2 separate regions of the Homo sapiens genome follow, and region 2 is linked to region 1. The links are chromatin loops, found by intact Hi-C in ENCODE. Cell type or tissue: CD4-positive, alpha-beta T cell. All regions are shown on one strand. Each heading gives the region's core, and the rest is flanking DNA. Links, peaks and the distances in the headings are about the cores only. Region 1 overlaps NRXN2 (neurexin 2). Region 2 overlaps SF1 (splicing factor 1).

Region 1 (11,556 bases), core at 1,987-9,986:
GGGTATGGGAGGAGAGTGGGCCCAGGATTTAAAATAGACCTCGGGGAATCCTCAGAGGTAATAATTCCTGCCAAGATCCTCCAAGAGACACCTCTGGTCACAGTGACCTCAAGGGCTGGATTTGAAAGGAGAGAGAGGAGAGAAGGAGACACTGTCTCATCAGGTGCCCCTGGTCCTAACTGCTATGTTCTGAGAGCCTCTAGATGATTCCAGGGATAATTACCAAGTCCAAGGGAAAAAGGGAAATTCTGCCTCCTTCCAGTCTTTGGAGCTGGCCTTTGACCCACTCCCATGGCTGCAGAAGCAAAGGGAATGGAGACCCCTCAGTGCTGGTTCTCAGAGAGGTCCTCCCCAGAAGGCCATCTCCCTGGCCATTCTAATCAAATGAGAAAAATAACCTGGAAGCCACAGTGTTCTCAGATCCTGGCACTCTATCCTGTAAAGCTGAAGACAGATGTCATTTCTCCCTGTCCTTGCTCCTGGCCCACAAAACCTGGGGAAGACAGAATATTGATTCAAACCACTCCACCCATCATCACCCTTTTTATCATGTAAGTGTTGTTCCAATCCCAGGATGTCACCCAGACACTACAGAAACTTGATTGAGGCCAGGTGTGGTGGCTAACACCTGTAATCCCAGCATTTTGGGAGGCCAAGGCAGGAGGATCATTTGAGGTCAGGAGTTCAAGACCAGCCTGGCCAATATGGTGAAACCCCATCTCTACTAAAAATACAGAAATTAGCTGGGTGTGGTAGCGGGCACCTGTAATCCCAGCTACGCGGGAGGCTGAGGTAGGAGAATCACTATAACCTGGGAGACAGAGGTTGGAGTGAGCCGAGATCACGCCGCTGCACTCCAGCTTGGGCAACAGAGTGAGACTCCATCTCAAAAAAAAAAAAAAAAAGAAAAGAAAAGAAATTCCCCCAGAATCCCTTTTTAAAGAGAGCACTCAACCAAAGTCTTTAAGCAGACACCCTCTGTGGACCTCAGGACCTGCTTTAGGGTCAATATGACCTGCCTCTCTGCTCTGAGACTTCTGGTAGAACAATCCAGGGGAAGAAGTTTCCATCAGTTACCAGCTTGGACTCTCGACTCCGGGAACCCCAGGAAGAAGCAGCCGAGGGTCACTGTCTACACTCAGCACTGCTGAGGCCGAGTGTCTCCTCCTCTGTGTGGCTTTCCCACCTCCCCTAGCCACAGACCTCTCCCTCGTCTTGGGTATCACTTGAGTCCTAGGGTGTTTAAGGTTTCTGCTGCTCACTTGGCACTGGCATGGCTTTGCTCTATTCACTTTTAACAGACTCATCCTGTCTCCTCAAGAGCTGAAGTCCTGGAAGGGCAGGGACCATGTCTTTTTTTCCCCCTCTGTTCCCAGTATGGATGTGCCATGTATTTTTTGGTCATATGATGCATGGATAGGAACTCTGAACTTGGAGCATCTTGCCGAAGTCGGTACCAGGTGACAGCGCTGGTCCTAGAGAGAGCAAAGTGAGCAGGAAGCACTAGAGGCAACTCCTCTATACCCCCCAATAAAATGTGTGTGGCATCTGAAACTGTCACAAATGCACATGACACACTCAGATGTGCTCGGTAATGACAACGCGGGACAGCCCTCTGATTGGGTAAAGGGATGATTTGACAAGAAGAGGAGCCCCGCATTAAGGAGTGACTCCACCAAGCACGTCACTCTGTGAAACGCAGGGGTCCCTAAGAATAGGCACATTAGTAGGAGCCCGGCTGCAACAGGTAGTGGCAGGCCTGAGGAAAAGCAGCAGGATTAGTCACTGCGTTCTCCTGGCAAGGAGGAGTGGCATTAATGAGAGGTATCCCCACTAGATCATCATCGATGGTGTGAAATGAGAACAGGTAGGAAGAGTGGGAGGCCAGCCAAGATCCTGAGCCTGCTGACGAGGCTTTCAGTGGGAGGAAGGGGAGGAGAAGGAGGATGACAGGAGGAGAGACAAGGAAAGTTAGCCACCACACCGCTAGAACCAGGAAGTTCAGAGAAGATAACTAGGAAGAGACTGGTCAGAGACAGCTTCACCTGCACTAGCCATCCTGGGCCTTGGGAAAGGTGAAGAGGACCACTTCTAAGAGGACCTGTCCAGTGGGAGCATCTGGGAACAGGAGCTCCTGTCTGCAGGAGCCAATGCAGGAAGGACTCTGAGCACCTGCGTGGGCTTGCCCAGGAGCCAAGGGGAGGCAGAAAGCAAGCCATGGATGCTGGGAGGGCCTGGCTCCTTTGAAAGAAAGAGAAGGAAAAGAAGGGCATGTCCTGCCCAGAGGAGATGAAGGGCCAAGCCCCCTCTCTGCTCCTGCTCTCTGTCACCTACCTACTATGCCACCACCTCACTGGCTCCATCTCTGCCTCTGCCCTAAAAAAGCCTCGGCTGGGGGCAGAACACATCCTGCCCGCACACATTAACTCAGGCTTGCCTTCGTGCCTTGCTGCCCTAGTGTTGGGACACCCTCATCTGCTCCACCAGGCCAAAGCCTGCCCACTCCACAGGAACCCCTCCCCACCCCCTGGCACCCAGGAGCACCCATTCAGGCACTGGCTCACTCCTCCCATCTCCTGAATTGCCCTCCTGCTAAATCACCTGATTTCTTAGCCCCATCCCTCGAGAGCCCAGCTGCTCCCAACAATCTGAGCCCAGTCCTTCCCCTGCCCTCAGGTTCCTGCCCAGGGACAGTTCTGGAGCCTCCTCAGCTCAGCTCCCTGGTCTCTGAAGCCTGCCAGCCACTGCAGCCTTATGTCGGGACCCTCACAGCCCCAACTCCTGTTCTTCTCCAGAACCACACCTCACTGCCCAGCCCTGATCCCTCCACCACAAGCTCCCGGCAGCCCCCTCTCCCAACCCCCATTCTACCCCAGGTATAGCTAATCCCTGGCCTTCTTCTCACTCCTCCTACCTGGCGCAGGTTTCGGGTGACCCGGACGTCGTGCCAGGCGTTGTCGTTGAACTTGCCATTGACGGGTTCCACAAGGGCCTCGAAGGCACCTGAGCCTAGGTTGATGACCAGCCAGACAGCCCCAGACTTGAGGGACAGGTTGACGTAGTCGGCCGACTTGCCTGTATGCAGCATCAGGCCGTTGCGTTGCAGGGTGCGGAAGGCCAGTGTGATCTCATCAGTGCTGCTCTGGATGGGGTTGTGTGACAGGTCGTAGCAGAAGAACTCATTGCCTTTGAAGGTCGCCACAAACTCCTCCTTGCCTGGATGCCGTGGTGTGGGGAAACGGGAGAAGGCTGAATGGGGCAGGGTACACCAGTGCTTCCCTCTCCCCTCCAGCAACGCAGGCACTGGTCCTGGGCACCAGGAGCCCAGAGGTCCCAACCTGTAGCTTTAGGCCCCTTTCCCTCCCTCGGCCTGTCAACCATCCTCTCAGGACCCTGCCGTCTCTGCTGTCAAAAGTCAATGTCCCCTGTGTCCATTTCCAAACCAGGAGGCTGCTAAGTGGCTCCCACACTGACAGCTGACAATTACTCTGCCACAGGACCCAGCAGAGCGGAGGGTGCTCACTGTCTCCTCCCCACCAACCTTCCCATCGGCCACTCCCCTTAACAAAGGGACATAGAAGGGAAATAAGAGGCTCTGCCTTACTTCTCCCTGGGTGCTCCTCCCGTATGGCAGGGTCCTCAAGGGTCTCCTACGCACAGCCCACCTCCCTTCCTGCCCCTCCTCCAGCGATGGCCAATCTCAGTGCCTGGAGACAGTTTCAGCCTCACCATATGGGATGGGACCAATAGGCCTGTTGTGCAGCAAGGAGCAGATGAGGAGAATGGGAGGTGGGGGAATGTGGGGAGGGCCAGGAAGACACACACGAAGGCGATGCAGGTGACAGGGATATGCACCGGATAGCAACAGGCCACCAGGCAGAGCTCACATGGGTGGCCACAGCCCCAGCTATCATCTCCACCCCCAGCTCCCTACTCCAAGCCAAGGACGGCGCAGACAGGCCCAAGATGGAGGGCAAAGAGTGCCTGGATGTGACCTGTGTGTGCCCAGAGAGTAACAGGGCAAGAGCAGGCCTGGGCCTTGTGTGTGTGCATGTCTGTGTGTGTGCATGTATGTCCATAGGCACCCGGCACAGGGCCCTTCCACTGGCACTTTTTAAGCAGAAGCAAAAACTACTGGGAGAGGCTGAGGGATTGTCAGCATTCTGTAAGTTGGTAACAAGTGAGAAGACAATGACTCAGTAGTACCAAGAAGTTGAGGTTTCTGTCCAACACCAGCACAAGCCAGAGTGCAAGCAGAGAGAAGAGAACCGGATATGAAGTCAGGACAAACCAGAGGACCTGGGCTCTACCAGTGGCTCACTTCTGGCCATTAAGCAGTGGCACACAGCTGGCCCTGCCTACCTCACTGGACAGGTGCAGGGCAAACAACACTGGCCGTGAGGGTCTTTATGAAGAGGCCGAGCTAACCAAATGCAGGAATTCTCAATAGATGCTCCCAATGCCCAAGCAAGAACAGGCACAATGCCAGGGTGCATCCAGGGCCACCAGGAAGCACTTGCCTTCCCCTGGTGGAGGCAGGGCTCAGCAGCAGTGCTATGTGTTGAGGCAGTGGGGTGGTGGCGGGGGGGGAGTTTCGGAGTGCAGATTCTGCAGATCCCCTCCCCTCCACACACAGCCTGCTTCTCTCTCTCTAGGCAGGCTGCCCACAGCCTCTGTCCTCACTGCCTCCGGATGCCAAGGCACCAGCTGCTGCCCCAGAGCCTGGCACAGCACTCACTGCAGCTGGCAAGGCCCGGTTTCCTGAGGCCACAGGGCAGCAAGGCTGGTGGGGGCCTGGGCAACATCGGGACAGTCTGAATCCCTTCCTCTGTCTACTTATGGTACCAGCGGGGAGGGCCAGAAAGCAAAAGTGAGGACCCCAGCAGAGACAAGAGGGTAAGGCGGGGAAGAGTGGCAAGGAGGAGGGAAGGAGGGAGGTGGGGCAGAGCCAGGAAAAGGAGAACCATCGCAGAGACAGACAAGAAATGAAGACGGCTCAGGGCTGTGAGGGAGCAAGAAGGGATGAGCGCGGCTATCTGGATAAAGAAAAGGAGCAAGCCCTGCGGGAACAGGTACAGGAGATGGGAAGAGAGCCAGCAACGAAAGTGGACAGGGACCTCTAGGGAACAGAAGCCAAGGCTTTCTGGGGCCTTGCTGTTTCCATAGCAACGAAGCCTGCTGCCCAGGCACTAGGAGAACCAGGGGGCTCAAGGACCAGAAAAAGGAATGTTTGACCTTGGTTTTGCCACATGTACTAGTCCCACCCAGAAGCCATTCCTCCCACTCCCTCACCTTCACTGCAGTCAAAGAAAGTATCATTAAAGAGAGTCAAACAGAAAGAAAGAAAAGAATAAGGCAACCATGTGAGTAAGTGATTGGGACAGAACAAGAGGCCAGCAAAAAGGAAAGAGGCGGGTCTGGGGCTGGACAGTGGCTGCCAAGGCCAAGTGGAGAAACGAGGCCATTTCTCGACTCCTCAGCCCTGCCTCCAGTCTCCTGGGGTGGGTGGCAAAGCTAGCTACTCTGGAGCCTGCGCCTCCACGGGCTCCAGTCCCTTTACCACCGGAGACCTGGGTCAGCCCAGAGACGCCAAGAGGCCTGAGGAGCAGCCAAAGAGAACCTGAAAGCCTTCGAGAAGAGGGACAGAAAAAGAGATGAGCAAGTGTGGAAAGAAAACCCGAAGATGGTGAGGAGAGAGAGAGAGAACCTGAGTAGGGGAGGTCGGAGCATGACTTCAAGGGACTGGTGGAGGGATTCTACTGGGGTGAGCCTGTAGGGGCGGCGGAGGGGCTCAGCAGAGCACAAACAAGATCTGGGCTGAACAAGCCCTGAAGCACCAGGGGGCGCTCTCCCCTATCTCGCCGGTCTGGCGCGACTGGGAACTACAACTCCCAGCAGCGCTTGCACAATTACCGCCCCTAATTGCTCCGGACCGAGAAAGGAAGATAATAGCTGATGCTCGTTTATCTCCCACAGTTGGGGAGTCTGTAGCCCTACAAGTGTCCCCAGTGAATGTGGCTAGAGACTAGTTGTTGTGGTCCTGCATTTCTGAGAACCATGCATGAGGGACAAAGCAGCTGCCTTCTTTCCAGGCCCAGCTCCCAGACCTCCTCTGGGAAGGTCTCCAGCGCCCCCCTCCGCCCTCCCTACTCTCGAGCTCTACAGCTGTCTGTTCTGCTCACTTGGCACTTACTGCCTAATAACATCTTGTACTGCTCCCTGGAGAGGAAATGTGATGTGAGAAAGAAGACCTGGGCGCTAGTGCTGGCTCCACCACCAGCTTTGTGACCTTCGCTGGTCACAAAGCTGGGCTCTAAGTCCCAGCTTCCCCGTCTGGAAAATGGAGCTGATCATCAGGAACTGCACAGGCTGCTGTGGGCACCTCAGAAAGAGAAAGGGTGGGGTCCAGCTTCCTCAACCATAAAGCATCCCACAAATAAACGACTCATGCCAGTTGGTAACTTTCTGCTAGTGTCCTGCCTCTCTCTGTGTCTCCCTCTCTTTCTCAATGATTTTTTTTTTTTTAATGGAGTCTCACCATGTTGCCAGGCTGGTTTTGAACTCCTGGCCTCAAGTGATCCTCCCACCTCGGCCTCTCATAGTGCTGGGATTACAGGCATGAGCCACCGTGCCTGGCCTCAATGAATAAATTAACTCCTCTGAAAAGAGTCTGCACTTTTCATGTACTTTGCATGGACCACACTTTATTGTAGGTGTTAGAACATCAATCAGCCCCTTAGTAACAGAGCCCATTGGCTCATATAAAATAAATTTGCTGAGCACACAGCTACTTATGTGCCAAGAGCTGTGTGAAGCACCGGGGGCATAGGAACAAAAATATCCAATCCCTGGCCTCAAGGAGCTTGGTCTAGTTGGGGAAGCAAACAGGTAAAGTGACAGTTATGATACAGTGTGATGAGCCTTCTAGTGGAAGTGTGGACAAAGTGTGGAAGTGACCAGGTTCACCTGGGGTGTTCAAGGAGACTTCCAGTGTGCATGGCCTGGCTGCTTTTTCAAGAGTCAGACGAAAGAGACACACCAAGTCATTGGGGAGAGGACAAGGATGGCGGAAATCCAGGCAAACAGAAGAGCAGACTAAAGAATGGAAATGGGACTCCATAGCCCCAGTGCTTGGCACCCACTGGAGTTCCTTGAGGACTTGTTATAGTGGCTTGTAAACTTCTTAGGAAAGAGATTGTCTTAAGAAAGGCAGCCTCAGTACAGAAAAAGGAGCTAGAGCCCCCAAGCAGGCTTAAAGGCCCTGTGCTGGCCACAGCTCCCAATCAGAATTTCCCTGGACTGGGCACCTAGCAGGCTTCCAGAATTTGATGGTTAAATTGGGGTTGCCGTGCTGCCTGGTTGCCTTAACAAAGAAACAGATACTTCCTAGGGATCAGCCTGAACAACTGCCACATAAAAAGATACCTGTGTTCTAGAAAGAAGTCATCAGAACAACTGGGCTTTGCGAAAGAAATGGAGGTTTGTGGCCCTTCACATCAGGGCAGCTAATGGGGCCTTTGGAATGGCACTCGGGGAGCAGACCCATCACTTCCCACAGGCCTCAGAGAGGACAAGGGGATGTGCCTGCGTTGACTTGGCTTCCCCCCAGGAAGCACAGTTAGCCTGCAGCAGGATGAGGGCTGGGCTCTCTGGGGACCATGGGGGTCACTGACCTTTTGTTGGCTGGTGCACATCGCCGGCTCCTCCTCTCCCGGCCCCCCCCTCGGAGAACAGTAAGGACCCTACTGGAGAAGCAGAATTGGGGAGTCAGGCACAGGGGGTACCGAGCCAGTCCCTCCCCAGCCTTGAGGGGATGAAGGGCCCTCTCCAGGGTGGAGGTGCTGCTTGCACGGACAGGGGAGGAGAGGCTTTTCTGGGGACTCCCTTGCCTTCAAGACCTCTAAGGAAGGAGCCGCTTGACAAACCGAGGGCGATCAGCCCCACAGACCCCATCAGATTCATGATCACCGACTTCCACTCTTTGCCTGGGGTGGGGAGACTGGGCAGAGGAACAGAGGCCTCACCATGAGTGCAGGATCCCTCCTTCCCCACAGCAGGCAAACAGGCCAGCCCTCAGCACTGGAGGCCCCCAGTTCCCCCTTTCAACTGCTCGCTCATTCTCCTTGCCTCCTCCATGAGGCACATTCTCCCCACCACTCTGCACCTTTGCTCACACCCTTTATGCTGGGTTAAGTTCACACTTCCCAACTCGTTCAAAAGCCTGACGCAGACACCCCCTCCTCCAGAAACTTCTCCAGATTTATATCCCAAGCTCCTCTTCTGTTCTTTCCTGTCCTTGAGGCTCTCACTACACCTTGAGGCCATCCACACCTGCTTCATTCACCACAGTGAGTGCTCGGAAGCTCACCCTTGCCCACTTCTTTGCCAGTTAGACCCTGGAGCTTCCCAGAGATTTCCAGGGGCTTCCTGTAATTCCTGTCTGTTCTTCATCCCACCATTGTGCCTACAAAAGGGCTGTGCAAGTCAAAGGAGATCCTCCCTGGAGCTCAGCCTGGATGTGGGCAAGCCCTTTCTCAGGAGTTATTTCTCACTCCCTACCACCCCACTCATCAGCAGCACTTAGGCCTCAGTCCAAATGCCCCGGTGGGCACATGTTACCATGTCTGGGTTCCAGGCCAGCTCGAATCTTCACCCCACCTCTCCCCGCTCCAGTGAACCTATATACTCAGCACCTGGCTTCCAGGTACCCAGCCCTACTGCCAGATCCACAGGATGGCTTCAGGATGAGAAAACTCAGTGATGAAGGGGAAAAGTCTCTAAATGGGCTCTTACTTCAACCCCAGTTGCAAATCCCCAAACTTGAACTAGAATAATACTTGAGCTGTGGAACTTTCCAGGGGGGCTTTCTGAGATCCTTTGGGAGGGCCTTCACTTATGACAAAGGGGAGCCACAGCCAGCACCCATAGAACCAGGCACTGAGAGGCAAGAAGGATGTGAGTGAACCAACCAGGGTTCCTACTCCTAGCTCTCCATTTGGGACTTCCTCTTTCCCCACACTTCTTGCCATAATTCCACATCCCTGCAAGACTCCAAGGCCTCTACCTCCCCAGACCTAAATCCATCCCAAATTTCATATCTATATGAGTTTCTCCCTGCAGCCCAATCTTGGTCCTGCCTACCGGCTAAGGACCCCACTCTGTTCCTCTGTAAGATGACCCCCCCACAGAGGGCTGAATTGGGCAGGTCCAACAGTGCCAAAGGGTCTGAAAGGCCAAAACCCTGAGCTCAGAGAGAATCAGTGACAGCAGAGGGCTAGAGGAGGCCAGAGCTGGAGGAGCTCAGACAGGACTCCTGAGTTCTGTCTCCAGGTTTGCTTAACACCAGGGCTCTCAAAGATGGTAGGCACTTAGTCAAAGGAGTGCTAAAATTAAATGGCTAGTCCCAACCATACCACCAATAAGGGTTGTGGAATCACTAACAAGTCATTTCATCTCTCTGGTCCTCAACGTCGTCATCTGTCAAACAGGGTTAAGAGACATTCAAAAGATACAAGGGTGAAGGCGTGCGGGTGGGCAGGGGGTTGGGAGCGCACACTGTGGAAACGGAGAGACCCTACACCTCTACTCCCATTTCCCTTCTCGTCATGGATGGGGGCCTCCCACAGTAGCAAGGTGAGGGTGATGAGACTGCCTAAGACCCTCTTTCTCCAGCCCATGCTTTTCTCTTGTTACTTAGGTCCATAGAAAAGAAAGAATGATCAGAATGAGTGGAAGGAAATCAAACACCACCATGAGAAAGAAAAAAAAGCAAGATACACTACCAGGAAAACGCAAAAAAAGGGTGACTGGAGACAACGGCAGGAGTTCAAACATCTCTTGATGTCAGAAACCAAGGTGAGATGTGGGTGGATGGAGTGCTTCAGGGTGGGTGAGGGAGAGGGGAGCACACAGACAAGGGCAAGCCCCCACCCCCACCCCAGCACCCCCCAAATAAAATTAAGAAATGGCAAAGGAAGCGGGTAGGAAAGGAAGGAAGGTGTCAGGACAGGTGGAGGAGGGGAAGGGGACAGGGGAAGGACAGGGAGAAGAACAGAAAATCCAGGCGCAGGTTGGGGGCAATCCAATCCAAACCAAACCAAAACTTCAAACCATACCTTCGCTGTTTAACGTCAGGTGAGCCGGACCTTGGAAAGGGGAAGGAGAGAAAGAAAGAAAGAAAAAAAGAAGAAGAAAAAAGAAAGAAAAGGGGAAAGAAACAAAGAAAACACGAGTCATCAAAATCAGCCAGAGAGAAGGGAGAAAAAAGCTTTTGCTGCCACAATTTAAAAACCTTTTTTAACTTGTGACAGACATCGGGGGGAGCCCCAGCCCAGGAGCTGAGGAGAGGGGCCCGATGCCGAAACAGCGGGTGGAGGGCACAACAGGGGAAGAGAGAAAGAGAGATTAGGGGCGTCAGAGAGGGTGAGAGGGGTACAGGCAGAACTGGAGGAAGGAGGGGGCGGGGGGCACTGCAGCGGGGAGAGGAGATTTTGGTTTCTTTTTTTCTTCTTGCCGGAAAAAAAAAAAGGAAAAGGAGGAGAAGCATTAGGCTAGGAGGGTTGCTTTTTCCTTTTTCTTTTTTTCTTTTTTTTTTTCTTCCGGGAGGCGGAGAGAAAAAAAAACAGTCAACGAGAAAAACGATTCAGATGGAGGAGAAAATAAAACACGACACAAAAATCAAAGCCACCTGGAGAGAGAGAGAGTGTCCTGTTAGCATGGGATTAAGCGGGCAAGGGGGCCTCCAACCCCCCAACACCCCTAATCCCAGTTACCCCTAGGATGCTGGTAGAAAAGGGGGAAAGATGGGGGGATATAAAGAACCTGGGCCTAAAAGCATCCCCCACTAAAGCGGGGTTTGGAAGGACACCTGTTGGGTTCTAATCCTCCCAGCTACCCTTCCCAATAACCTCTGTAGGGGTAGTAGGGACCCTGCACACCTGGGTTCTAAGAGGAAACTGGGGTTCAAGAGGACAAAATTAGAGAGGAAGCAGGTAGGAGAAGGTAGAATCTACAGAGACACTGAGAGACTGGGGTCAGAGCTCTCAGACAGCAAGGTCCAAAGAGGACAGCCGAGCCCTATGGGAGGAAGCCCAGCTCTCTGAAAGGTCCAAGTACATCATTCATAAATTACAGACCCCCTTTCTCTGACCAGGACCTCTCTCAAATGACCCAAAAGCTGGATTTTGAAAATAGAAAATGGACTGATAGGAAGACCAGCTAGGATTTCCATCCAGGATTACACTGGCCCCTTGAGACAGCCTTGTCAGCCCTAACCCAAAGTACCCCTCCCCAGCCTTAGTGGGAAGGAATCTGGCCCACTGGATCAGTACCCTTGTCCCCAACAGGCACCAGCCAAGGAAAGCTCTCTCCTAGAGAGGCTGGCAGCACCAGGCCCCACAGCTGGGCTGAGACCCCAGGGCTTCCTGAGATGGCCAGCCAGCTCCACCAAACCTCAGAGCCCCCCCAGCCCCACTCACTCCCCTGTGGTGTCTGGCCAAGAGGGTAGGAAGGGGAACAGCCCTGCAGTGCCACTGTCACCCTTGGAAACCAGCCCCA
Region 2 (11,551 bases), core at 1-8,000, 79 kb after region 1:
CCTGGTGGAGACTCCACATGGATTTTTCTGGAACCCTAACAGTAACTACCCACTCGCCGCCCAAGACATGGAAAAAAAGCAGAAGACCCTTTGAAAAGTGCTTGCAAAGCACAAGATGGGGCACTTTATCCTGTCCCCCCGACCCCCGCCAAAGCCTACAGCGCTGGCAGGCTGCAAGTCACCAGCAGAGAAGGAAAAAAGCCACTTGGCGGTTTTAATTTTAGCTGCTCTGTGCCTGACAGGCAGGATTAGTTGGCTTGACCTTTAGTGTTGATGCCTCCCCAGGCCCAGGGCCTTAGGTGGCAGCTTCCAGGCACAAATCACCACTGGAGCTCATCAAACGTGGACGTCTGAGCCCCAGGAAAAAGCCTTCAAAGGACAGAGACTAGAAAAATGAGCAGTGAACAAGGAGGGGCAAAATTGGTTCTCAGCGATGTTAACTAGTCACCAAAGGGGAGACTGTGGAGCCACCCACACACTGAGCTCCCACCACCAAAGCCACACACAGGAGGCAGGTGGTGGGCTTCCCTAATTAACCACCCACAGTCTCACCCCCCCGGACCTGGTGCTGAACGAAAGTTAAGGCACCTTTGGTGCTGCTGCTGCTGCTGGTGGTAGAGGAAGTTTATGTGAAAAGAAAAACCGGGCGGGGCAGGCATTAAAAAGAAAATAAAGAAGCAGACCCAGAAAACCACACTGCTCTTTTATTCAATGGAACATCCCCGCTTTAGCGCAGTGTTGAATCTAACACCGAAAAAAGCCCAGAGAAATTTCTGCAGATAAACCAGTGAAGAGAACGCGCAGTATACATTATTGTCAACAGAATCACTTCATGGAGAGGGAAGCGGGAGGAAAAAGGAAGGAGAATGAACAAGGGGCTCAAACCCCTACACACTGCAAAACATTCAGACATTTGGGATTAAAACAAAACATAAAAGGAAGCCTTCCAGGAAGGAGAGGACCAAATGGAATCTGAGGCAGCTCAGGTGATCAAGGAGCACAGGAAGAACTCCAGGCTGGCAGGCGAGCCCGAGGGAGCTCAGGCTGCCCACCCACTGCTGGCAGGATCGCCAGGACGGATGGGAATCCCGAAACCTGGAGATGAACCTACCCTCGGCAACTTTACAAGACTCCCTTGACAAGGGTGGCAGAGATTAAAAAACCCCACGCTTTAAACAAACATCTTTGGGGGTGGCTATGGCACCTTGAAAAACCCACAACCAGCTTGACATGAATGGCCAAAGCCCTTGCCCAAAACCATTTGCTCCCCTCTCCTTGGTAAGGGAAGGAGAACTGGAGAGAAGGGAAAGGAATCTAAATTGCAGCAGAAGACCGGGGAGAGCATCTCCTTGGACGGAGTCTGAAGAAAGGAAAAGATAAAGAAGTAACAAAGGAAAAAGAAAAAAATTAATAAAAATTTCACGATATGGAGCCAGCGTGTTCCGATTCCGTCCACAAAAATAACTCAGGCTGCTTTGCCGAACCATCCTGTCCACCAGGGGCGTTGCTGAGGCTGTCTGCCTGGAAGGGTCACCAATGGGCGCGGAAAGTCCTCACTCTCATGGCTCGGGCCATCGCCGCCGCGGGGAGGGATCCTGGCGGCCCGGTTTGGGGAGAGGCAAAGGGAGTTGGGTGAGGAGAGAAAGAAGACAAAGAAGACACTCGATGCTACGGGGCGCCAGGAGAGCCCAAGCTGGCGCCCCTACTACCACCTGCCCGTTCCCAAGCGAATCCTCAGTCGCTTGGCCCAGCCCAGTGCGTGCACACACACACATGCGTGCACACACAATCACATGCGTGCGTCCCAATGTCTGGCTCCATATGGTGAGGTTCGGCGTGTTTAAACGAGACCAATTCTCTCTATATATAATATATATTTTCTTAAAAAACAAGTCTAGTTCTGTGGTGGAGGCGGTGGGGGAGCTGGAGGCATCCCGAAGGGCGGCATGCCCGCCACCCCCATGCCCATCATGGTGACAAAGTTAGAAGGGTCCATGGGAGGCGGAGGAGGAGGGGGCGGGGCATACATCATGCCGGCGGAACCAGGCGGTGGAGGCGGCGGAGGGGGAGGGGCCCCAGGCGGCAGAGGCGGCTGGACCCCGGGGGGCAGGGGCACCATAGTGGGGTTGCCTTGCATCTGAGGGGCTCCTGGAGAAGCTGCGGCAGCCGCCTGCTGCTGTTGCCATGGCGGGATGGACCCTGTGCCAGCGCTCGTGGTGGTAGTCGTCGTATCTGGGGTGGTAAAGAAGCCCAAGGTCACACGCGCGGGGGCACACCGCGGCTGTCTGCGGCTGCTGCCTTGGGATGGGGGCGAGGGGCGCCTGCTCCTTGCTTGGCATGCGGTACGGTGGTGGGGGGCGGGTGGGCGGGGCTGGTGATGGGGAGTGGAGGGGTGGGCAGGACTACCCTGGGGTCAGCCTCGAGGTCTCTGGGCTTAACAGAGTAAGCCCTTTGTCACCAATGCCCCTGGAAGGGCTGAGGGGAAGGTACCAGACACAAGAACAGCTCTGATGTCCCTCCGCCCAGCCGCCGCCACCACCGAACGGCACATTCAACCTCAAGGCCACAGCTGCTGTCTCCCCACTGCCCAGTCCCACCTCTGCAGTCTCTCACCCCAATCGCAGCCCTTGCCAGAGCAAGCATGCACCATCCCACTCGACCCATATGCACCAGGCTCAGTCCAGCCAGCCGCTCACTCAGCCTGCGAGGGTCTGGACTTCTGGCCCCCTACCTACAATAGCAGGCTCCCCTCCAGGCCCCCACGAACCTCTCCCCAGACACAACCACACCAAACATCAGCTCTCCTCTTCAAGATGCCCCTCCACCCCCTGGACCAGGAGGCCCTTTCTGTTTACAACCCCAGCAGAGCCCAGGGGCTCATCCCAAGACACCTGCCTGCTTGTGTGAGGCTCTATGGTTCCTGTCAGCCCCACCCCCATCCCACCCACCCCCACAAGCCCAAAATATTCTACTCACTTTGCTGCCATGGCAAGGGGGTACTGGAAGCCATACTGCTGCTGGGCGGAGGGGGTGGCGGAGGCTGCTGCTGCTGTTGTTGCCATGGGGGAAGAGGACCAGAGGGAGGGGGTGGGGGCTGCCCACTGGGAGGCGGCGGCGGCGGCGGCATCATGCCCATAGGTGGTGGCGGCATCATACCTGTGGACAGGTGGAGGCAAAGATGAGGCCTCAGGGAAAGGCGGGGACTTGGGCCAGAACCCCCACTCACCCAAGCCTAGGTGAAGACCCACAGCCAGCAGACAGCCATTACCTTTTCCTTGATGCAGGCGATAGACCCCAGAGCCCACAGGCGTACTTCCCAGGTACTGATCTTGATGGAAGGAAAGAGCAGGGACTTAGCAGGACATTGGAACTGGCCAGGGAAGCCACCCCTGTGATAACCTCAGTTGCTATCCTTACGCGAGTTCTGAAAACCATGCCTGTAAAAGGCAGGTCTGTGCTTACCCAACACAGAATCACTCCCTGAACCAGAATGGAGTCTTGCTCCTTCCAGAGCCACAACCCTGGCAAGCCAGGCAGACCCAGCACATTGCCCAGCCACTTGAGAGCTGCTTCTAGCCAACAGCGACCTGACGTAACCCCTTGCTTATCCCAAAGCCCCCAAGGTTTCTGGTCTGACACTTACTTACCCATTGGAGGAGGGCCATGGTGCCCAGGAGGGTGGGGGCCCTGGTTCATCGGTGGTGGTGGTGGCTGCATCCAAGGGGGTGGGGGTCCATTGGGGTTGTGCTGCATGGGATGTCCACCATGCCCACCTGTCAGGCTGGGTAATGGGTGTGGGAAGCTGTGGGGGCCACCTCCGGGCCCACCAGGACCACCTCCATGCATGCCGTGGTAGGGCCGACTCTCTGAAGGGCCAGAATTCATCCAGGGTGGGCGGCTCTGGGTGGTAGACATGAGAGACTACGTGAGAGCATTTCCTGCCAACGTCCCTGCCTGCGCCTCCTAGTGGCAACATTGTTCTTCGGGTTATGACACAGGACCAGAACACAAGAACAAGGTCTTCCCGAAGTGAGAAGTCCCCAAACTGGCCTGAGATCCCGGAAGAACAATGTTGCCATCCACATCCATTGTCTGCTCTACCCAAACCACGTGGCCATAGCTCCCAGTCTCTGCAGTAGAGAATGGGGAAGCCAGACCAAGAGAGCCAGCCCCCAGGCTCACCGGTGGAGGTGGGTTGTTGGCGGGAGCAGCAGGACGAGGTGCGCTGGCCAGGGGTGTGGTGGCAGGCCCAGAGGTGGAGCCCACAGATGCTGGGACAGGTGCTTCACCCAGTTCAGCCATGAGGGACAAATATTCTTTATCCATCCGTGCTTTATCCTGAGCTGACTGAGGATCACCAGGCCTGAAGTGGGGTGGGGGACACAAACAGAGAAAGGGGAAAAACTTGTTAAGAAGGAAGCTTTTATCCTGAGGAACCAACATATGGAAAGTTCTGAAGAATTCAATCACCAGATCATCACACATCTTTCTAACCCCTTACTGGGCATGGCTCTCAACAGTCTCATCAGATCTTCAGTTTCGTGCCCAGTTCTGCATCTGGGATCACCAGAGTAGAGGGGCCCCTGGGCGAAGAGCACAGGAGACCCTGAGCACCGATGAAGCACAGGTTCTCTCAAGTCAATTTCATCAAACTTCATTCCCAGTTTGAGGAAAGGAAAATCTATGCAAGACTGGCACAACTGCCAGAACGAACTTCCTAAACAAAACCTTACATATTCGCCAGCCAGTCAGAAAGTGTTGATATCGAGTGCTGACTTGCAACTGGTCAGAAATCTGTAGAGATTGCTTAGTCTTCTTGAACCAATTCTGAACAGCAAAAGCAGTGAATTTCCTATTGAGCCCCAGTAAAAACATACCCAAAATGGAAACTTCCAGTTTTCTTGGGCTCAAGACAAACAAACAGGGGTATCTGTACAGCCTATTTCTAATCATCCTGGGCTTTAAATCACACCATTACAGACCACACTAACAGAAAGGATGTTTCTCTTGGTAAGATTAACAGCAACCAATGAATGTGCCAGAAAAGTTGTCCTGCACATCGCAGGCTACCAGGAAACCGCAAGAGCCAGCCCCTCACCTTTGGAATTTACAGTCTGAAGCAATGTGGCCAGCCCCTCCACACTTGGTACACACTGTGGTGTTGGTAATGCTGCGGGTCTCTGAGCTCTGCCAGGGTCTTAAGATCCTATTAAAGGAAAAAGAGGTCAATGCAAGGGAACAATCTCTACTTCCATAGGTTCTTCAGGTCTCTACACTCTCCTTTAAACTGATCACATACCTGTTATCGTCTTCCCGAAGGGTCCCATTTAAGCGAGCCAACTCCCGAAGCTGCATCTTCCGTAGATCATTCTGGTCCTCTGGAGTCTCGATACCCTGCTTCAGGATGTTTCTTATCTAGTGAAAATGCAATGGACAGTTAAGTGCTTAGGGCCTCCACCTAGGTTTCTGCTAGGAGGCTTCCTTTCTGGGCTCACCGCTCACCTGTTCCACTGCCTTTTTGACGTTCTCCATTGTATTGGCAGTAACCAGGGCATGAAGTGGCTCATCTTCTCCTGGCAACATCTGGCCATCTTTGCGCCCAACCTTCCCTTCTTTCACAGACCCTTTCCCCCGGATCATAATCTTGGCATTGCACTCCTTCTCTATGTTCTTCAGGGTGTTCCCTCTAGAGAGGCAGAAATGACTAAGTTTATACCTGACAAATTCACACTCAAGAGGGAAGAGAGGCTGGACCAATTTGGCATTGGTGGGAAACCACAAGCGCAGAGAATTGGATTTTCCCACCAAGAGCTCCATGAACTCTATATTATGGTCAGCCACAGTAAACCTGAGGATTTGACTTCTCCGCACTAGTGGGGAAGTTAAGACACCTTCTCACAGAAAGGCATTAATTCAGCCAAAATGAAATGTCCTACCAAAAAGGGGAAAAGTAAGCCAACAGTCCCCAATTAGGCACAAAACGGACACATCTCACAGGCTCTAAAGGAATTCTATATCCTATAGACCAGCAGTTACTCACCTGGGCCCGATGAGCAGCCCCACAAAGTTGATTTCTGGGTACTCATCTTGTGGAATCATGACTTTATCACTCACACGTGTTGCTGGAGGTCTAAGAAAGAAAAGCCTGTGTCACCGCACATTTCTGGAGAATGACACAGCCAGCGGCTTTTCTAAAACCAAATATTGGTACCAAGTGCTAATTATGGGTGACTTGAGGCAAGAGGTGAGTAGTACCAATACTGTCCCATCCCAGCAGGTCACCCATGATCTGCATGTGTCTTCATCCCAGATGACCGAGCCCCTCCGCTTACTTGTAATCTGCAGGTGGCTTGAAATCCGGATTGAGTGCAACCATCTCTGTGATGAGGTTGTGCCGCTCCTCTTCCAGCTTTTTGCGGGTGCGGAACTCTCGGGTGTTAAGCCGCTTCCCCTCGCTATTGTAGATGGGCTCAGGGGAAGGGGACCTGTGGGAAACAGACTCCCGTTTACTATTCTGCACCGACTTCTCTCATTCCCACACGGACTATAACAAGTCTTTCCCAGCCCCTCTGCCTCTCAGACCCTAATACAACACTCTTCGGAGGAACCGACCATAACGTGTGCTACTCAAGATCGTGTGGAATGGGGAGATGGAAGCTGGCTTAACGTTAGGGGTCTGGGGTGTGTGTGAGAAAGGAAAAAAATAAAAGATTTTGCATCTAGAAGTGATGAGAGGAAAAAATGTCTATTCTTTGGGGAAAATCTTTGGACTGTAAGTGGCAAGGACAGTATCATCCCCTGGAGTCTTCTTGCCAAATACGGATTTTCTTCCATTTGAAAAAAAATACATATCCCAACTTTATGAACCACAGAAACCCCAAGTTTAGGCAAAAGGTTAACTCTTGGAGAGCTCATGCCCTATGAGGAAAAGCTTCTGTACCCCTAACACATAGTATGTATGAGCTCTTTAACCCAATGCAACTGGGACTGAAGGCTACTGCAGCTACTTGGCCCCCACAATGGAGAGAGATGGTTCGCTTCGTCTTTGCTTTTCCTTCAATGGCCTGGCTGGCTGTGTCCAAGGCCCAGGAGACAACCTGTTTTCTGGCTGTTCGAGGTTGGGGAGTCTGGGTAGAGAAAAACGTTAAAGTGCTAAAGCAGCTTCTGCGAGAGGCTGCAAATGCAGATTTGGTCATACTTGTCTAGGGTCTGAACCTGCAAACAGCAAGGGGAAAACCTATGATTCTCCACCAGAGTTTACAAGTCCAGAAAGCAGATTTTCTCTCTCTCATTTTTTTAAGGAGTAAAATGCTGTTGCTACAAGTAAAAAAATGTAATGATAAAATGGTCAGTTTACCACAGCTGGATTTTGCGGTAATAAAAAAGAGAGGTTACACTCCTAGAATTTTGAGTTAAGATTACAAAAAGGACCATAGCTTGATATTCTGAATGAAAATTTAGTAGCAGCTGCAAGAAGGGAAGAGACCATGTGGATCAGGTTATTAAAAAAACATACTGAAAGTAATCAAGACTCCTATACCCTTGGTTTAGTTGAGAGAACCTTGCCTAGTTGGAGAGCAAGGACTGAACTCGGCTGCTCCCACTGTCTTCAGCCTAAAGGGAACCATGTCACACCACGTTACACACACGATGGAATAAAAGGTCAGGTTTGTTCATGGCTAATGACGGCTAAATGACACCTCCGTTTCTAGCATTTGTATAAACTGTTAGCACAATCCATTAAGAGTGAACAAAAGCAAACATACCCCAGCTCATTAGACTACCATCTTATACATTTAAGTCTACAAGAAAAGTTTTAAACATGTTTTTACTGTGCAAGTTAAGCAGCATCAAAATAACAATAAAGTGGCTTAAGTGATATAACACCTTTTTAAGAAATTATCTTAATTAAGAAAACCCATGCATTTCCCTCCAACCTGGGCTCAAAAGCAAAACCAATCAGGCATTAGGGCCTCTTTCAAAACTGAATAGAAGGGAGGAAAAACCCTGCTCTGGTTTTATTTCTAACATGCTTGACATTTCTAATTCCCACCCCACAGCTGTCTAGAATTAAGCATTCTTAGCTAGTTACAAAAACAAGTCTTACCAGCACCCAATTGGCCATGTGAAGGCCTCACAACAGTTTAACCTCCTCCCAAATTGCAGAAGTGAAAGGCAAAAGCTAGTATTCTAGAGGTTAGACTGGCCCGACTTCTTCACCTCCAACAGGCATCGGCTAGATCAACTAAATTCTAATCCCAGTTATCCAGGAAGCAAAGAAGGTTTGTTAAAAATTCAACCTTTGGAGGAATTGACTGGTGACCTGTAGACATATTATTAAAGGGAAAAAGGCCAAAAAGGCACTAAACAGTTGTGGTCTATGACCTACAATGTAAATTTAAAAAAAAAAAAAATCTTCAAAAAGAAACGAAACACAACACAACCCTACAACCAAAATCTATCTATAGGTAAAATATAGCAAATGTAGTAAGTCAAATTAAAGAGTCAATATGGAGAAACAAGGAAGTTAATGTTTCCTGGCAAAGGGCGGAAGAAAGATGCATGAGTGAGTGACTTCTAAAGCCATTACATCATCTTCCTGATTTAATAAGCTATTAACTGGGTAACAAAAACCAAAAACACTACTTTTTAAAGCAAAGTCTTTTCAACTATTCTGTATGTACTAAGAGAAAATTCAGTGAGAGGGAGAGACTTACTGCCCTTCTAATTAAATGACCAATTTTAGCTGTTCAATCAGCTAATAAAATTCCAGTTTAAAAAAGTTCATCTCCCCCACACAATTTATTTTTCTGAGGTGAGAGAAACTGCAAACTGAAATGACATGACCACAGCTGTTTGAGGCCCACGCTCCCTTTAAGGAAAAAAAAAAAGTAATTTAGGGTTGGTTGCATGCCTTCCCAAAATAGGTGAGAATATTCTGGCCCCTCCCAACACCCCCAAGGCAATGGCCAAGGCTGAAAGTTAACTGGCAGTGAAAGAAGTTGGTTAGAAATCTCATCTGATTTTGAAACCATCTCAAAACCATGAGCAGGAAGACTGCAGCAATGAGCTGACCAGAGCTCCTGGCTTGCTCAAGTTCAGTGATGCTCAAAAATATTTTTAGTCCCTGCACTGTGTACCTGTGAGAAAAACTCTATGCCCTGGGCTTTTGGCCAAAGCAGGTACTGAAAAGGCAGGTTAACGGGCCACCTCACTGTCCCCTAAGGGTGGGTAAATCAGGTTAAGATCTACATGCTTACCAATTGGAAACCAGTTGTCCATTTTCCTGTAACTTTTTATTCTCCCAACATTTTTAAGTTTTATTCCAATTTTCTAACTGTTGACTGACCATACATATTTCTAATTAAACCTTAATCCCCAAAGTGGTCAGGGTACAGTCGTCATACTATGATTTTATTGAACTGACACAATATGTTGCCACCAGTAAAACGTATTGAGAAAAAGGTAAAAGCGTTACTGTCAGCTGGTTAAAACTGTTTCCCAACCTGTCCTCAGGGTTAGGGGGGATGCCCAGGTCTCCTGTGCGCAGTTTACGAGTCAGGTCTTCTATCTGCAGTTGCACTGGAAGAAACCAGGTTAGGAAAGAAAAAAAAGGATGGAAAAAAGACAATGTTACCAATAAACATCTCAAATCTCAACAACAAGCATGAAGAACTCGGAGACTTTGAAAGGGACGACTGATCAGTGAACACATTGAAGCAAAAACCCCCAACCACCTATCGGCAGGAGTCCTTTTACATCTATAGGTTTTTTTCACTTCAAAATGGTTATCACTTAAGGAAGCAAACAGTTTGTTGGAAGAGGGGTTAGCAATAAAGACTGTTCACTAAGGCTAACATCCAAGCAATTATTAGGAGGTGTTTCACCTCTTCCTCCCCACCAAGGCTTGCTTACCATTGGTACCCAGAACCATAAACCATGTTACGTCACCAATACCCGACTCCCATCAAATTACTTGAGGGCAAGAATTGAGTTTTTTCTTCATTAAATGTTAAACATAGCCCAAAATGAGACCCAATTAACATGGGACAAGGAAAAATACCAATTGAGCAAAGATCATTTTCATTAATACATTTAAAATTCCTTAAATAAGACATTTAATAACAAAATTCAACACCTTATAGAAATTTGTACATACTCTTTCTGTACAACCAGACCTGTACTAGTAAGGGTCTCCCAATACCTGCAGCTCTTATTCAATTATATGAAATATTTATTCAAATATTAAATGACAAACCACATATCTTAATAAACCAGTAACCATAAAGTGCTAAGAATTTGTTTTCAGGCTCACTGTTCATATGGGGAGCAGGCGTGTAGAAGAATGGAATGTGTGTTCAAGGACAATGTACTTGGCCCTCGGGCCTTGACCAATGAGGCTGTGCATGAAAAAGAGAGATGAGGGTTTCACAAAAGTTGCCAGTGACGCCAGGGAAATGTTACACAGCTGATTTTCCAAGATAATGGGAACTGCAGAGCCAGAGCAGCTTTCTTCAACATGCGGAATAACCACCTGTTCCTTACCTTCGCAGCATCTGAGAATTTTCAGCAGGCATCTCCAATAAGGGCAAATGTTACTAGGTTGGGTTAAAACTGAGCTGGCTCCAAGATAGGATTAATGCGTGTCTAACCAAAGATTCCTTCTAACTTTAAATACATCCACAGGGCTATACCACACCCACACACTAAAACCCTGAAGAAATGAAAACCCATTATTATCGAAAGAAAATACTGGCCGGGCACAGTGGCTCACACCTGTAATCCCAGTACTTTGGGAGGCCAAGGCAGGCAGATCATGAGGACAAGAGATCGAGACCATCCTGGCCAACATGGTGAAACCCCGTCTCTACTAAAACTACAAAAAAAATTAGCTGGGCATGGTGGCGTGCGCCTGTAGTCCCAGCTACTTGGGAGGCTGAGGTGGGAGAATCACTTGAACCCGGGAGACGCAGGTTGCAGTGAGCCGAGATCGCACCACTACACTCCAGCCTGGCGACACAGCAAGACTCAGTCTCTCAAAAAAAAAAAAAAAAAGATATTGAGGGCATCCTGGACAAAGCAGTATGTACCGTGGGAGACAGAAAAGTAGTAAGACACATGGTTCCCCAAGCTCCTTTATGCCTAAAAAGTTCTGACTTTGCAGTTGAGTATTAAGCTCAACAACTCGAGGTGAAAGTCACCTTCACTGAGGGGAGAAGGTGAGTCTTCCTAGCTGACTATGGAGATGTGGGGCCTGATCTAAATAAAAAGGGTCATTCTCTTCTGTGGAGAACTACACCTCTCCTTTGATTCTATTTTGATTATAGCTATAAATAGTCCTTAGGGCCCAGTGAACTAACTAGCCCTCCACAAAAACAGAAATGGAGATATAAAGAATTTGTGCTCTTCCCATCTTCTAAGTATGCTTGTGTTCTTGGGATATCACTCCACTAGGGGCATTTCACAAGGATGTAAAGACCCAGACTAGTCTAATATGAGACACAATGGAATGGGTGGGAGTAGACAGGAACAGTAGGGGAAAGAACAAGTA

Evidence for each region. Peaks named below come from ENCODE experiments on the same cell type or tissue, not always from the same donor. Only the 100,000 strongest peaks of a DNase experiment are listed, where the experiment ranks them.
Region 2: it touches region 1 in a loop (8-fold over the local background); 7 of 110 quality-filtered maps call a loop at or near these places.

Annotation. Positions count from the first base shown.
Region 1 is chr11:64,682,732-64,694,287 of GRCh38, forward strand. NRXN2 (neurexin 2) reads right to left here. Exons shown (of 23, transcript NM_015080.4): 4 at 10,116-10,145; 5 at 7,674-7,745; 6 at 2,915-3,216. Among named protein-coding and RNA genes, the nearest start is that of NRXN2, 35 kb to the right of the region's middle. RefSeq lists enhancers at 5,109-6,029, 6,169-6,218. In CD4-positive, alpha-beta T cell, for the core only: CTCF peaks have their summits at 5,806 (motif pointing right) and 6,008; a DNase peak (open chromatin) is centred at 5,840; H3K4me3 peaks cover 412 bases; H3K27me3 peaks cover 351 bases.
Region 2 is chr11:64,763,924-64,775,474 of GRCh38, forward strand. SF1 (splicing factor 1) reads right to left here. Exons shown (of 13, transcript NM_004630.4): 3 at 9,507-9,582; 4 at 6,333-6,485; 5 at 6,041-6,130; 6 at 5,503-5,686; 7 at 5,300-5,415; 8 at 5,099-5,206; 9 at 4,183-4,363; 10 at 3,648-3,921; 11 at 3,269-3,328; 12 at 2,977-3,156; 13 at 683-2,232. The coding sequence ends at 1,895. Among named protein-coding and RNA genes, the nearest start is that of SF1, 8.8 kb to the right of the region's middle. RefSeq lists enhancers at 1-65, 1-14, 939-1,813, 1,814-2,686, 2,687-3,560 and 1 more. In CD4-positive, alpha-beta T cell, for the core only: CTCF peaks have their summits at 1,459, 3,977 (motif pointing left) and 4,179; DNase peaks (open chromatin) are centred at 548, 1,648, 1,888, 3,968 and 1 weaker place; H3K4me3 peaks cover 1,320 bases; H3K27ac peaks cover 3,814 bases.